3 separate regions of the Homo sapiens genome follow, and regions 1 and 3 are each linked to region 2. The links are chromatin contacts, found by Hi-C or POLR2A ChIA-PET in ENCODE. All regions are on one chromosome and are shown on one strand. Each heading gives the region's core, a stretch centred on a gene start or an enhancer-like site at or near the end of the contact. The rest is flanking DNA. Distances are from core to core; before and after follow the strand shown.

Region 1 (4,464 bases), core at 1,298-3,797, 430 kb after region 2:
CTAGAGAGGGTACAGAGAAAGAGAAACTCTTATGTACTGTAGGTGGGAATGTAAATTAGTACAGCCATTATTAAAAAAAAAAAACAACAACATAGAGGTTCTTCAAGAACTAAAAATAGAACTACTATTGTATCAGCCAGGGTTCTCTAAAGGGACAGAACTAATAGGATAGATGAATATATGAAGGTGAGTTTGTTAGGAGAATTGATTCACGTGATCACAAGGTGAAGTCCCACCATATGCTGTCTGCAAGCTGAGGAGCAAAAACGCCAGTCCAAGTCCCCACACCCCAAAGTAGGGAAGCCAACAGTGCAGCCTTCAGTCTGTGGCCAAAGGCCTGAGAGCCCCTGGCAAATCACTGGTGTAAGTCCAAGAGTCCAAAAGCTGAAGAACTTTGAGTCTGATTTTCAAGGGCAGGAAGCATCCAGCATGGGAGAAAGATGAAGACCAGAAAACTCAGTGAGTCTGCTCATTCCACCTTCTCCTGTCTGCTTTATTTTAGCTGCACTGGCAGCTGATTAGATGGTGCCCACCCAGATTGAGGGCGAGGCTGCCTCTCTCAGTCCCTTGACTCAAATGTTAATCTCCTTTGGCAACACCCTCACAGACACACCAGGAACAATACTTTGGTTCCTTCAATCCAATCAAGTTGACACTCAATATTAACCATCACAACCATATTATCCAGCAATCCCACTACTGGCTATATATCCAAAGAAAATGAAATCAGTGTGTCGAAGAGATATCTCCATTCCCATTGTTTTGTTTTGGTTTTGGTTTTTTGCAGCACTTTCTACAAATAACCAAGACACCAAATTAACCTTGTCTATCAGCAGATGAATGAATAAAGAAAATATGAAAATATGGTACATATCCACAATGGAGTACTATTCAGCCAAAAAAAGGAATAAAAATCTTGTCATTCACAGCAGCATAGATAAGCCTGGAAGGCATTATGTTAAGTAAAATAAGGCACAGAGAGATAAAATACCACCACTTCTCACTCATATGTGAAAACTAAAGAAGTTAATCTCCTAGAAGAAGAGGGTAAATATTAAAAGCTGGGAACTGAGAGGGGAAGGGTTAGAGGGAGAGGTTGGTTAAAGTATACAAAATTTCAGCTAGCCAGGAGGAATACATTCTAGCATTCTATAGAACTTTATGGTGACTACAGTTAACAACTTACCATATATTTTTAAATAGCTAGAAAAAGGAAGTTTGAATCTTCTTAACACAAATAAATGATAAATGTTCAAGGTGGTAAATTTGCTAATTATACTGATTTGATGTTACAATAATTTAAAAAGATAAAAATATGCATGCTTTTTAATGTATTTCTACAAAGAGAGTGCCACGCCAATTTTATGATTGCTACTTACCATAAGAATTAACTAACAAAAAGCTATGTGGAAGATCATTTCTTTCCTCAAAAATCAGAAGCTATCATGAAACAGGGCCAGTAATCTTACTTTAATGAAATGGAGAGTCTAATCCACTACATTTTGTAAAGATGTTAAATCAGAGAAAGCAATAAAATGTGTTCCCATATCAATAAAATGCAATTCTTTATGTTCTTATTATGTAAAACAATAAGCCAGGCTCCCTGAAGAAGACAGTGTCTTGTCTGATTGCGTTTTTCATGAGCACCTTACAGTCTATTTCATATGCAGTTAGTGAATAAACAGGGCTGTTTATGAAAAATTCTGTTCATGATGCCAGTAGATTGCATCTGAGGCATTTTCAGTGGTAAAACAATTTGCACTGCAGATATATGTTTATGGGAAATTAGCGGAATGGTAGAGCTTAATGCATAAAAGTGGAGAATTAATGTAAAATAAGTAGGGGTACTGAAGCCACACTTTCTAGTAATCCTTTTAAATCTGTATTTCATCCAGAAAGCTTTTATTTTAAAACCAATTTAAAAAGTCAATAATTATTAAATATGCAGAGACATTTGTGTGCTTCCTGCTTTGTAGCATTTTATTTGACATGCTTCCAAATTAGGCTATTAGTGTTTTGTTTGTTTGTTTGTTTGTTGCATCTATAGGGATCTGGGTGATGTTGAAACCTATTACACTGGACTCCCAGAAGGTAGTGCTTTTCCTACGCTCATAGAGAGGTTGTGTGACAGCATAACCAACCCTATTCCTTGACTGGGCCCTTGAGGAACCAAATGAAGAGCAAGCTCTCTGCTGCCAGGGTTTCCCAATGCCAGAATTCCACCATCACTGCCCTGGTCCCTCCTACCATCTGGCCCAGTCATTAAACCTATGCCTGCCCTTTCCAGGATATTTATTTCCTTTTCTCTTCTCTGCTAGGAGAGCCCCGCATGTGGGCTGCAGTCTCCCTCGCTGCTTCCTCTTGGATGGATTTCATTTTGCCTGCTTCCCACCTTGACATTTTGACAAACCAGCAATGGCCCAGAATTGTTCCTATGCTCTTTTCCCTGAGCTCATGCCCACCCCTGTGATTGATAGGACTGGCTTTTAGCTTGGCAAGGTGATCCTTTTTTAAGGGCATGTCCAGAGGGAGCACATAGTGACCTCACTCTGGCCAGGACATTGCTGGGTACAGAATATAACTCCTTGGTGTTTGGCCTCCTGAGTCACTCATTCATTACATAAAGTCTTTATCTTCGTGCATATCCTGGAACAATACTCTTAAATAAATACTCTCGGAGGCATTTTACTCCATGGCTATTTACTTTGCATTTCCATGATCTCAATGGAACACAGAAAGGGAGGAGGTAGAAGGCTTGGCAAACAATCATTTGCCACCATCTACGCACAAGGGGACAAGTGCGAAGGATATTGTTTTGTTTAAGAGAGAGACACGTCATTGACTTGACATAATCCATCTGTGTTCGGACCAGAGTGGATTAGAAAATTCCACTTGGCAAAGCATGCTAGATAACCTCTATCTTGAGAGAACAGAGGCAATTTGGGTTTGGAGTTAAAAGTCCTGGTTTCATTTCCCAGCTTATCCCCCTTAGCCTTGAGACCTTGGGCAAGTCCTTGAACTTTTCTGAGTCTCAGTTACATTCCACCATCAAGAAATAATAATGGGCCTCCCATCTACTCCTTCAGATTGCTTTGAGTTAAAATGAGATAATGTCCCCTGAATGCTAAAGTGTGAAAAATCTGAAGAAAAAAATATAAAGCCATGAATTAGCAGCCTGCTCTTAAAATGATTACTAATGTTGGTCATTATTACTAGCTTCAGCATCATCATATATGATTGTTTGATTTTTAAAAAACCTGATGAGATTAAAACTTATTTTGAAAGGATGTTAAGTCCACAGATAAAAATGCACTGGGCTATCAAAATTTTAGACCCACCGACATTTATCGGTGAGATCTTACCTGCCCCTTTTATCTACCTCTTCCTCCTATTTATCCTTCTCAATTCACTATGAACAGAAAGATCTGCCCTCAACAAATAAATACAGATTCCCATGAAAACCTGCCAAAAGGAAAACCAAAAGAGGAAGAGGATATAAGATTTCTCAAGGTTCACTGTGTTTATTTCCAGTTAAGCCAACCTGACTCCATTCATGCCCTGAGACAGCATGTGCTTATTTTTACAACAATTGCCAGTCCATAGGCCATCCCAAAGGGCTGCTGGATGTCTTCCCAGGAACCCAGTGGAGGGGCAATCTGTTTTTTATTTCATTTTTAGAAAGTGGGAAGGATCCAGCCATTGGCTGCCCCCAGAATCTTGCTGGACTGGCCCATGACTGGGACAGGCTGGAGACAGTTACACAAGTCCAGTCATAAGCAGGCTTCTCAAAATCTGACAGAGAACGAGAGCTACACACCTGGCCACTCTGTAGGTATTGGTACCCACCCCTTTCTCTTTACTCACGTAGGTAGACAACTACATGATATAAGATGTTGATGTGGTTTGGCTCTGTGTCCCCACTCAAATCTCATCTCAAATTGTAATCCCCATGAGTTGACGGAGGGACCTGGTGGGAGGTGACTGGATCATGGGGGTGGGTTTCCTCCATGCTGTTCTCATGACAGTGAGTGAGTGAGTTCTCATGAGATCTGATGGTTTAAAACTGGCACTTCCCACCTTGCTCTTTCTCTCCCCTCCCTCCATGCCAGATAGGCACCAGCAATACTTCTCCGAGGAGTGTGCTTCCCATTCAGCAATGATTGTGAGTTTCCTGAGGCCTCCCCAGCCAAGTGGAACTGTGAGTCCATTAAACCTCTTTTCTAAGTTACTTATATATAAGTGTGAAAATGGACTAATACAGCTGTCTTTTAAAAACTACAAACATAGGAACTCAAATGCTTTCAACCTAATTCACCAAAGGCAATGTAATCACCTGGTAGACCATGCCTTTAATTCAGTTGTCCTTCCACTGTTCAAAACATCCTTGGAACTCATTTTTTAAAAATTATCTTCAGAGAATGTAGCATCTTCTGGATATCCTGAATGCATGAAGTTTTCAAACTT
Region 2 (4,620 bases), core at 1,057-3,556:
TGTGCAGATGATGGATGTGACTGCAGTCTGAGAAGAAATATTTGCAGCAAGGAATTGTAGTGCTTACTGTGCCAGGCATTGTCTGAGTCATCTAATTCTCACAACACTATAAGGCATCTTCTCCACTTATCTCCATTTTACAGGTGGAAAAACTGGGGCACAGGGAGATTAATCTACTTGCTCAAAGCTGCTGTGCTCGTGCGGGACAGAGAATGACTTGAGTGCAGTAACTCTGTCTCTAGAGTCTCTTCCCCTAGCTACCTATGCAATGCTGCTCAGACAGCAAGAGAAAAAGAGACAGAAAAAAAAAAAGTCTTTTAAAATTAATATTTGTTCACTGAGGGGCAACGAGTAATAGTCATAAGAGTTTAGTTGAAGAGAATTTTCCCATAAACTCAAGAATGCCAAATGAACTTTATACTGATGATGGGTATGTATAATTCTGGGATACAGTGTCTAGGCTACTTGGCCCTTAAAATTAATATTGACTAAATGTTTAATTGTCTGTTCCATTCTAGACATAAAGATCCCATTAATTCACAACATTTTTTTCCATCTCATGTGATGATGTGGCTAATATTATTATGCTAATTATTTCTAGTTGCTTGGTTTCAAAAACTATGAGACCCGATTCAAATGGTGAATGAGAGTCCTTGGCTCCTTTAGGCCACTAGGGTGCTCCATTGCTCTGAATGGCATCTCAGCGTCTGGTTGAGTTTATCCAGAATAAAGTGAAATCACATGAGCATGTTATTCTCTACTCACTGAAAAAGATCAGGAAGACAGGGTCTTGACAAAAAATGCAGTACATCTCAGAAATCTGGAGAAGAAAGTGGAAGACAGCCAGGCCGAATTAACGAAAATCAGACTCAAAATATTTTTTAAAAATTCAGTTTTATTACATTCTGATACAGTGCATCCTTAGCTTATAAGTTATAAACAGGTACTAAAAATGATGTCAACAAAAAAGCTGTAATGTACAGTATTTCTTTGCATATAGTAGGTGGCTATTAAATAGTTGTTTGAGGTAAAATTTACCTATAAAAGAGCAGTTTGACATACAAATCTATTTGATAGAACTAGCTCTTGTGGCATTTTTACTTAATAAGGATCACATAAGCTAAATGGAAGTCACTATTAATTTCAAATATTTTATTTGATTACATAAATATTCTGAATAAGAACATTATGAGTTTGGAGTGAGAGTATTTTATAAACAATTTTTTTACAATATACTTTTATTCCATAGGGCCATTTGTTTACAAAATAATTGTTTTTCAAGTTTTCCTTATGGAAAATTTCAAACATAGACAAAAGTATAAAGAATAGATTAATGAACCTTCTCTGTGGCCCATCCTATTTCATCTCTACTCCTGCCCATTTCCCTCCTCTGGCACTGGATCATTTTTAAGTGCATCCCAATGTCAAATCAGCCAGGCATGGTGGTTCATGCCTATAATCCAAGCCCTTTGGGAGGTTGAGGTGGAAGGATCGCTTGAGCCCAGGTGTTCAGGACTAGCCCTGGCAAAGTAGCTAACCAGGCCTTGTCTCTACAAAAAAAACAATAATGATAATAAAATAGCCAGGCATGGTGGCATGTGCCTGCGGTCCCAGCTACTTGAGAGGCTGAGGTGGGCAGATCGCTTGAGCCTGGGAAGTGGAGGCTACAGTGGCCGTGGTTGCTCCACTACACTCCAGGTTAGACCACAGAGCAATACACTGCCCAGAAAGAAAGAAAGAAGAGAGAAAGAAAGAAAGAGAGAAAGAGAAAAAGAGAAAGAAAAAAAGAAAGAGAAAAAAGAAAACCAATGTCAAACCATTTAAATAATATATATTTAAATATTTATAAATATTTTATCATAGATGTTCTTTAAGAAGAAAAAAACATTTATTCTTAAGGCATTTTAATAAGTACTCAAACCAATCAATCCATTTCAGTCTTCACGAGCATGAAGCTGCTATTCATGACAAAAGCCTGATTCTCGAAGCCAGGGCGTCATTTTTCACGACACAAACAAAATAATTCTTGGGCTAGCATTCCACCAAGCAATGTGACTCTGCAAATTTCTCCAAGGGAACACTTGCAGACAGCCCCTTCTACTACAGAAAAAAAAAAAAGATTCTAAATATTATATCAGGTAGAACTAACTATGAAAGATCAAAATTCAAAGACACGCAATTGCATCCTAAGTCAATATCATATGGGTTTCAGATGTTTCTATGCCAAATCAAGTGCAGTTACCCATTCATTGTTTAGCGACAAGATGCAGGATGCTTTACAATGACTCAAATGCCCCTGAATTACTCATGGAAACCTGGGATGTGCTCCAGGACGGTGTGTGCAAATTGCTATTCTCTGCTCCTGATGTTTGAAACAGAAGTTCCAACATTATCGTCATTTATTCTCTGACACATCGAAACGAGACTGAAGTATGAGACATTAGTCTGCCTTATGCAAATCTTGACATCCCATAATGGGATGCAGAGCTTAGCATCCCCCAGGCTTCTTGCCTATGTGCGGGTCTTGTAGTGTTTTATCCTGTCTGAAGCAGTTAAATCTTTTTCACTCCCCTTGATGATTTCTCCCCACAGTGATTTATTTGTGTGTGGGGAGTTGGGGGTGGGAGTGCTCATGAAAATTAGAAAAAGTGTGGAAGATAATTTACTGAGGTGCTCTTCTGCTGATGATCTGTGACTGTCTGAATTCTTGTCTCATACAAAGTGGGGCGCTCCTCTGCATTCCAGAACCATTTTAAATCAATGCATAATTTTCCTCATTTTCCAAACGAGTAAGTCCTTTGGGGAAACTAGATTAACACCCCCAGAGAAGGGGGGTCTCCATTTATCACTAAGTGGACATTAAGCAAGCAGGAGCTGTGTGAAGTTTCTTCCTTTGCCATGTTAATAGACCTGGGCTTGACAAGAAGAGAATATGTCTCTTTGGAAGAAAAGGATTTTTTTTCTAATTTCTTTGCCTCTCTGTAGTAGCCAAGAGTGCTTGTGCCTGAGACTTGCAGCTATATATTTCATTGTTTTTAATCCCCTAAATGTCTAGTAGAAATAATACTGTGTTCATCTACACTTCGAAATGAACTTTCAATGTTAATAAATGTATCAGTAACCAAATTTATCTATGTTAAGAGCACAAAGCTCTTTGTTCCCTATATTAATTAGAAATATATATTTTTAATGCCTAAGGATTTGTTGTGAATGTTTGTGACATTTTTCTCACAACTTGTAGCGCTTTCTCTATATAAATGCCCAATAATTCATACAGGGAAATTGTGCAAGCAGGAGGCCTATAAACCAGACTTGCACTAACTTGTGGAGCTAATTCCCTTACAGTCATCCAATAAGCATGTACTTAATGTAAGCACAGGGATTGCTACTGGAAATCCAAAACACTGATAAACAAATCTGGCATTGCCTCTGCCCTCTCACAGACCATATAAGAGACAGAAGGTGCATCCACTTTCAGTGAAAGAAATTCCAAAGAGGAGAGAATTTCTAACCTGAGGGCCATAAACCACTCGTGGATTCGTAGTTGAGCTCCAAGTGGCCCATGAGCCCCCATGGTATACATGCCACTTGTTTGGGCAGAGGCTTCATAAGCTTTATCGGATCCTCCCAAAATGTCAGTGACGTGGGAAAAGTGAGGAGCCGCTGCAGGAGATGTGCACACACGGCATTTTCTGCAGCCAGAAGAAGAAAGAGGTAAATGCCTGAGAGAATCTGAGGGCCTTGCAACCAGAGCTGGCAGAAGGGCAAGAGGAATGTTAGAGGCGGATGATGGGTGGATGGAGCTCTCTAGGTGCAGAAGTCAGGGTAATAGACACTGCAGGCCAATGGATGAATATAGGTTGAGACATGAAACTTCAGGGTGTGTGGTTCCTTTAGAATATAGCCATGCATTTTTGAGGAAGAAGGAGGAGAAAATGACTTTCCTTGCATGGAATCAGAGCCTGATAGGCTTTGTACCTGGAAGCTCCTTGTTAGCTTGATGACAAGGCTCTGAATTATCTCCATTGTTTCTCTTCTGTCACATAGGAATTCAGCATTAACTCTTAGGATCTTTCCTACAAAGTGCAAAGAGCCAGAGGAAGAAAATGAACAAAAACCATAGCAGCGCTTCTAGGTGCATACGTATAATGGGAAATACTCAGATATACACTGTGACGTGTTAATGGCATCCTGGTCATAATATAAACAGCTATTTGTAAGTGGCTCTCTCCTGTTGACCAAGCACATTGACGTCTCCTTTCTCCCCCTGGACCCTTGCGTCTCAGTGAGGCGGGTAAAGCAGGTGTTACCATCCCTATTTATTAATGAGCAATCTGAGACTTTGAGGGATTAAGTGATTTTCCCATAATCACAAAAACTAATCAGTCTCAAAGTCAGGAATCAAACACATCTCCTTTCTCCAAACCCTGGATTCTTTCTATTATGCCCTTCATAGTCTCTGAAAACAATAAAATTAAAATAATGATACAAGGTCTCTGTTTGAGAAAGGAATTCCCCTCTGAAGTTAAACACAAACTCATTGCCAGGAAAACATGTGGGAGGCGGACAGATAAAACTGTTTTGCCCATTGTCAATGTCCCACCAGACATCACTTTTGAA
Region 3 (4,528 bases), core at 639-3,138, 350 kb after region 2:
TTTACCTACAGATTTCATTTCATTATCACAACTACCCTTGGAGGTAGTTATTCTTATTATCCTAATTTTACAGATGAAGAAATAAGAAATATTTATTTTACTAAGCACTTTAAACATAGTAAGTCATTTCACAAGACAATTTTAAGTGTCAATTATGGAGTATTAAGAACTATATGAGGCTTTCTAACATGCTGGGGTTTTTTTTAAATCTGGTGAAGTATTCCTCATTGAAATGATATGGATGTTGGACACACTTTTTAACTGTCAGGCCCCTGTTGTTATACTACAGAATGTCTCGATTTCAGAATAATATATTGTTCTGAAATGTTTTCTCCATCAGTATTGTAAGTTTCTGATTATTCTTGTCAAATTTCCTAACTACTGACCATCCTGGGGAACTTCTCATGGCATGATCATTCGACAGTTACACAGAGGCAGACATAACTAAGAATGTAAAGTTAATAAGTAAAAATGGAGAAAGAGACCTACTGCCATAATGGGCATACCTGTCAGGTTGAAGCATTGCAATACCTGGATGAAGGTGTGCATTCTAATTTGGAATTATGGCCCAGAAAATATGACTGATTTAGTTAAAAGCAAGGGATAATATCCACAACCAAGCCAGTGGAGAGAAGAGAGCACACGAAAGGGTTGAGACAACTCCACCTAATCACAGCTGGCAATACTGCAGTCAAATCTTTCATTTGATTTTGTCTTAATTTCTCTTAATTTGTGTCTGTGCTGTATCACTAAGGGTAACCTTACTTGACATTAAAGAGATGATAAATGAAGGTTCTACAATTCTTGAAGGTCACTGTGTCTATTCTATTGTGTAGCTTATTCACAGAGACATCACCGCGTCACCCAGGATGCCCTGGAAAGACTTAAAGCCTGGACTTGGCCTGGCGCGGTGGCTCACGCCTGTAATCCCAGCACTTTGGGAGGCCGAGGCGGGCGCATCACGAGGTCAGGAGATCGAGACCATCCTGGCTAACACGGTGAAACCCCGTCTCTACTAAAAAATACAAAAAATTACAAAAAAATTAGCCGGGCATGGTGGCGGGCGCCTGTGGTCCCAGCTACTCGGGAGGCTGAGGCAGGAGAATGGCGTGAACCCAAGAGGCGGAGCTTACAGCGAGCCGAGATCGCCTTGCTGCACTCCAGCCTGGGCGACAGAGCGAGACTCCATCTCAAAAATAAATAAATAAATAAATAAATAAATAAATAAGGCTGGACTAGGGTGGCAGTGGACCATGGGTCATCTGTGTGACCTTGGGCCACCATTTAACCTCTCTGCCCCTTGGTTTCCCCACCTGCAAATTGAGGAGATTGGGCCAGCTGATCTCAGAGCCTCTTGCAGCTCTTTAATTGGATAGAATTTGGGATTGAAATTCACCACATCCCCGGCATTTTACCAGATGCTTCCTCCAGCACATGCAGTATTATTAAATACATGTTTCCCCTTTTCTTTTGCTCTCAAGAATCCCTGTAAACTGCTGCTCACCTGGGCACATGGCTATGACTAAATCGCCCCTCTGACGCACTAATGAATGGAAACAGCAGAATCATCACTCTCTTCCTTTCAAAAATGAGGCAAGCCTAGACACAAGCAGAGAATACTGACACCCTGAAGATTAAATACAATGTCCACCTATTTCCCAATTAAGGTGACCACTCACAAAATAGAACCACAGCAGCCCCAGACCTGGCCTCTCAGGCAAGCGGGGCTGACCCTCCCACCCCGCTCTCCCTGCTGCCCCTCATCTCTCGGAAACTGTACATTTCCATCAAGCTGGAGACCTCTCTTCTCTCCTGATGGTGTCATCAAGTGCTATAATGTACACGTATCGTATTTGCCAGGGATCGCTTAGCAACAGAACCCTGTGTTCTGCCAATTTGCTTTTCATGCTGACAACCTAGATTTCACAGAAGTTGTGTTTTCTAGAAGGCTTTACAGACCGGAAAGGGTGACAAAGGGATGTCTCATCGCAGATGCAGACAGAGACTGGCCCTGGCCGCCCCTGTTTATGATTTCTGGGGATATTTTAGATGCTATAATGGCACACTATTCAAAAACAATTTATTTTTAATCTCCGGCTATTAATCACAGTAGATTGACGTCAGTTAGCTCATAAAGCTGAGGATATAAAGTGCTGTATTTGTGAAGAAATATCAACTTGATTTTAGCCACAAACATTAAAAGCTAGCATAAAACTAATATATTGCCAATGGGGTGTTCATAGTGCATTAGCGATGTCTGCTCACCTTGCAAAAAATGTTATTTTATTGGAGAAACATTCATTTTGAGAACTTAGACTTTTCCTGTGGGGTAAAGGGGACAGCATAGAATCTGAGGTGATTTTATCTTTGTCCTTCCACTTGTCTTTACTCATGCTGTGTGGGGAGAGGAGGCAAATAATGTAGCACACATTGCAAAGCAGAATAATGTTACCAATGTTTGAATGTAATAAATGCTTCTCATTTTAATGCTGGCCTTATAAAATAATTTAATATGTATGATTTATTTTAAAAGAGTATCTAACCAGGGCAATAACAAAGTACACAATGGATTATGGAGCGTTGTTCCCTCTAAAGAAGTCACTGCTTCTCATTAATTATTCTCCATATATACTATAATAACTAATATGATTAATATATAATAATATAATTAAGCCAATTCATTGGCTGATGATAGTTTAATCTATTTTCCCTCATATTTCTTCATGAGATTATGTGAGTTTGAATTAAACATGGGTGAATTGGTTTAAAATTATGCACCAATTTTCCAGAATTTCTCACCCCAGCCATTGCAATAAATGAACTGAATTTCCCGCAGGTAAGTTTCCAGACCAATTACATTTTTCTCATACTTCTCTTTTGAGGTATTTGGGGCTAAATTATGAAATGAGTTATTTTATGTTCAGACGGTCTGCAGCTTACAGAAATTAATGGACTCGTGGTGGTTTAATAGCAAGCTGATTGGCAAGCTGGACTTTGTTATTTGTTCTAGTGTGTGCTCTAAAGGACCCCAGCACTCAAATTGTTTCTGCTCATCATTCATTCAGCATTTACTTAAGGAGCATCTATTATGTCCCAAACATTAGAGAGAAGCAGAAATGTAGTAAGAATCAAGTTCTCCTAGAGCTTACATTCCACTTGGCCATGAAAGGAAGGGTGTTGCCTCTCCAAAAAATAAATGAGTGAATAATCCCCAGGGTAAATTCAAAGAGCGGCGAGGACTCGGAAGAGGACAATACAGCGTAACACTGATGTGGCCATGCTCACATGGCAAAGGGTGTCATGGCTTGGACTGGCTATAAGCTTTTAGAATGTGCTTCACAAAAACGCTCTTCCTCTCCTGACCGCATCCTGGTGGGTTTCTTGGAAGCACACGTTTACAACTGCAGGCTTGTCCTCTACCATTTGAACTTTCTAAATGGTAACACTAGATCCACGATAAAAACATGAAGTACCCCACTCACAGAAGTTGATTTTGTGAGCATAATATCTTTGTTCTGTCTCTGCCTTTGAAAAAAGATAAAAGACAAAAAGTTTTCTTTCTACACATCATATAAGGAATGCATTGTGAAAGTTACCTAAGCTTCTAGGGCACAGTTGGTTTCAATTATGTCTTCAGTGTTTCAGGGAAAAGTCTCGATTTTATTGTTCCTGCTTTAGTAATTAAACCTTGGTGGGTATTTATTCCATGCTTTTGGATTGAAGTAAAGAGAGCTCCACTGGAGGCAGGAAGATGTTCAGAAAGAGAAAAACCCAAGAGTGGTCCACCTAGGGCTGACTTATTAAAGAACCACCTGTCTAGGGACCTGTGGAGAGTGTGTCACATGAATTCCTATCAACCTGAGTCTGGATGTGAGGTGGCACAGTAAGCAGTATGCCCTCTTGGCTTATTCGGTACCCAAAATCTGACAGAAAATAAATGTGGATAATTTGTATACATTTTTAAAATAAATGAGGATAAAAATGAAAGCAGAGAAGGTGAGAGGGAAAGGAGAAAACATCTCGTTTTCTGCCTCTGTCTCTGTGTCTCTCTCTCTCTCTCTCTCTCTCACACACACACACACACACACACACACACACACACAACCTTATTAACAGGCTTCAAGCCATTAAGCAAGCTGAAAATGGTTGAAATAATAACTATATGAAATGTTTCTAGTTTTTCAAGTTGGAGCTGGTGGCATGGTGGTGTTAATATTCCCAAGAGAAAAACTGTTCTAATTCTTTAGCTCTTGGAGAGGAGTATGAGTGGTTTAGGGTGCAGGCTTTGAAGTCACACAGATCAAGGTTTAAAACCCAACTTTGATTCTTCCTCACTGTGTCAACCTGGACAAGTTAGTTTATCCTGCAAAGCTTTGGTGTCTACAAACACAAATCAGCAGGAGAGAGGTTTCCACCATATAAGGTCTTTGTGAGCACGTAGGGAGTATTGCACATGTGGTTCCTGAACACAGGGCTTGGTGGAGAGTGCCACCGAGTCAGTGACAGCTTCTTCTCTGTCTCTACATTG

Evidence for each region. A loop is a pair of places that touch in the nucleus more often than their neighbours do. ChIA-PET counts read pairs that join two places held with the same protein, here RNA polymerase II (POLR2A). Pooled maps may share reads with other maps.
Region 1: a map with no recorded cell type shows a loop between it and region 2 (2.4-fold over the local background). The contact joins two enhancer-like sites. A Hi-C loop is called at or near these places in 3 of 168 maps with a recorded cell type or tissue (Caco-2, IMR-90 and PC-3), 3 of 37 single-sample maps with no recorded cell type and 5 of 50 pooled maps. POLR2A ChIA-PET finds 5 or more read pairs at or near these places in 1 of 52 experiments (OCI-LY7).
Region 3: a map of PC-3 shows a loop between it and region 2 (4-fold over the local background). The contact joins two enhancer-like sites. A Hi-C loop is called at or near these places in 3 of 168 maps with a recorded cell type or tissue (GM12878, PC-3 and endothelial cell of umbilical vein), 1 of 37 single-sample maps with no recorded cell type and 4 of 50 pooled maps.

What each region holds. Positions count from the first base shown.
Region 1 is chr13:109,573,849-109,578,312 of GRCh38, forward strand. No RefSeq gene overlaps it. Among named protein-coding and RNA genes, the nearest start is that of LINC00676, 150 kb to the right of the region's middle. Within about 2 kb of position 2,548, at least 3 of the 41 ENCODE cell types and tissues checked have a DNase peak (open chromatin) inside an H3K27ac peak, as active enhancers do.
Region 2 is chr13:109,145,070-109,149,689 of GRCh38, forward strand. The region is part of intron 32 of MYO16 (myosin XVI); the gene reads left to right. LOC105370356 (a long non-coding RNA gene) reads right to left here. Exons shown (of 5, transcript XR_931717.3): 3 at 3,979-4,076; 4 at 3,513-3,692; 5 at 1,888-2,100. Among named protein-coding and RNA genes, the nearest start is that of MYO16-AS1, 20 kb to the right of the region's middle. Within about 2 kb of position 2,307, at least 4 of the 41 ENCODE cell types and tissues checked have a DNase peak (open chromatin) inside an H3K27ac peak, as active enhancers do.
Region 3 is chr13:109,493,168-109,497,695 of GRCh38, forward strand. No RefSeq gene overlaps it. Among named protein-coding and RNA genes, the nearest start is that of LINC00399, 95 kb to the left of the region's middle. Within about 2 kb of position 1,889, at least 4 of the 41 ENCODE cell types and tissues checked have a DNase peak (open chromatin) inside an H3K27ac peak, as active enhancers do.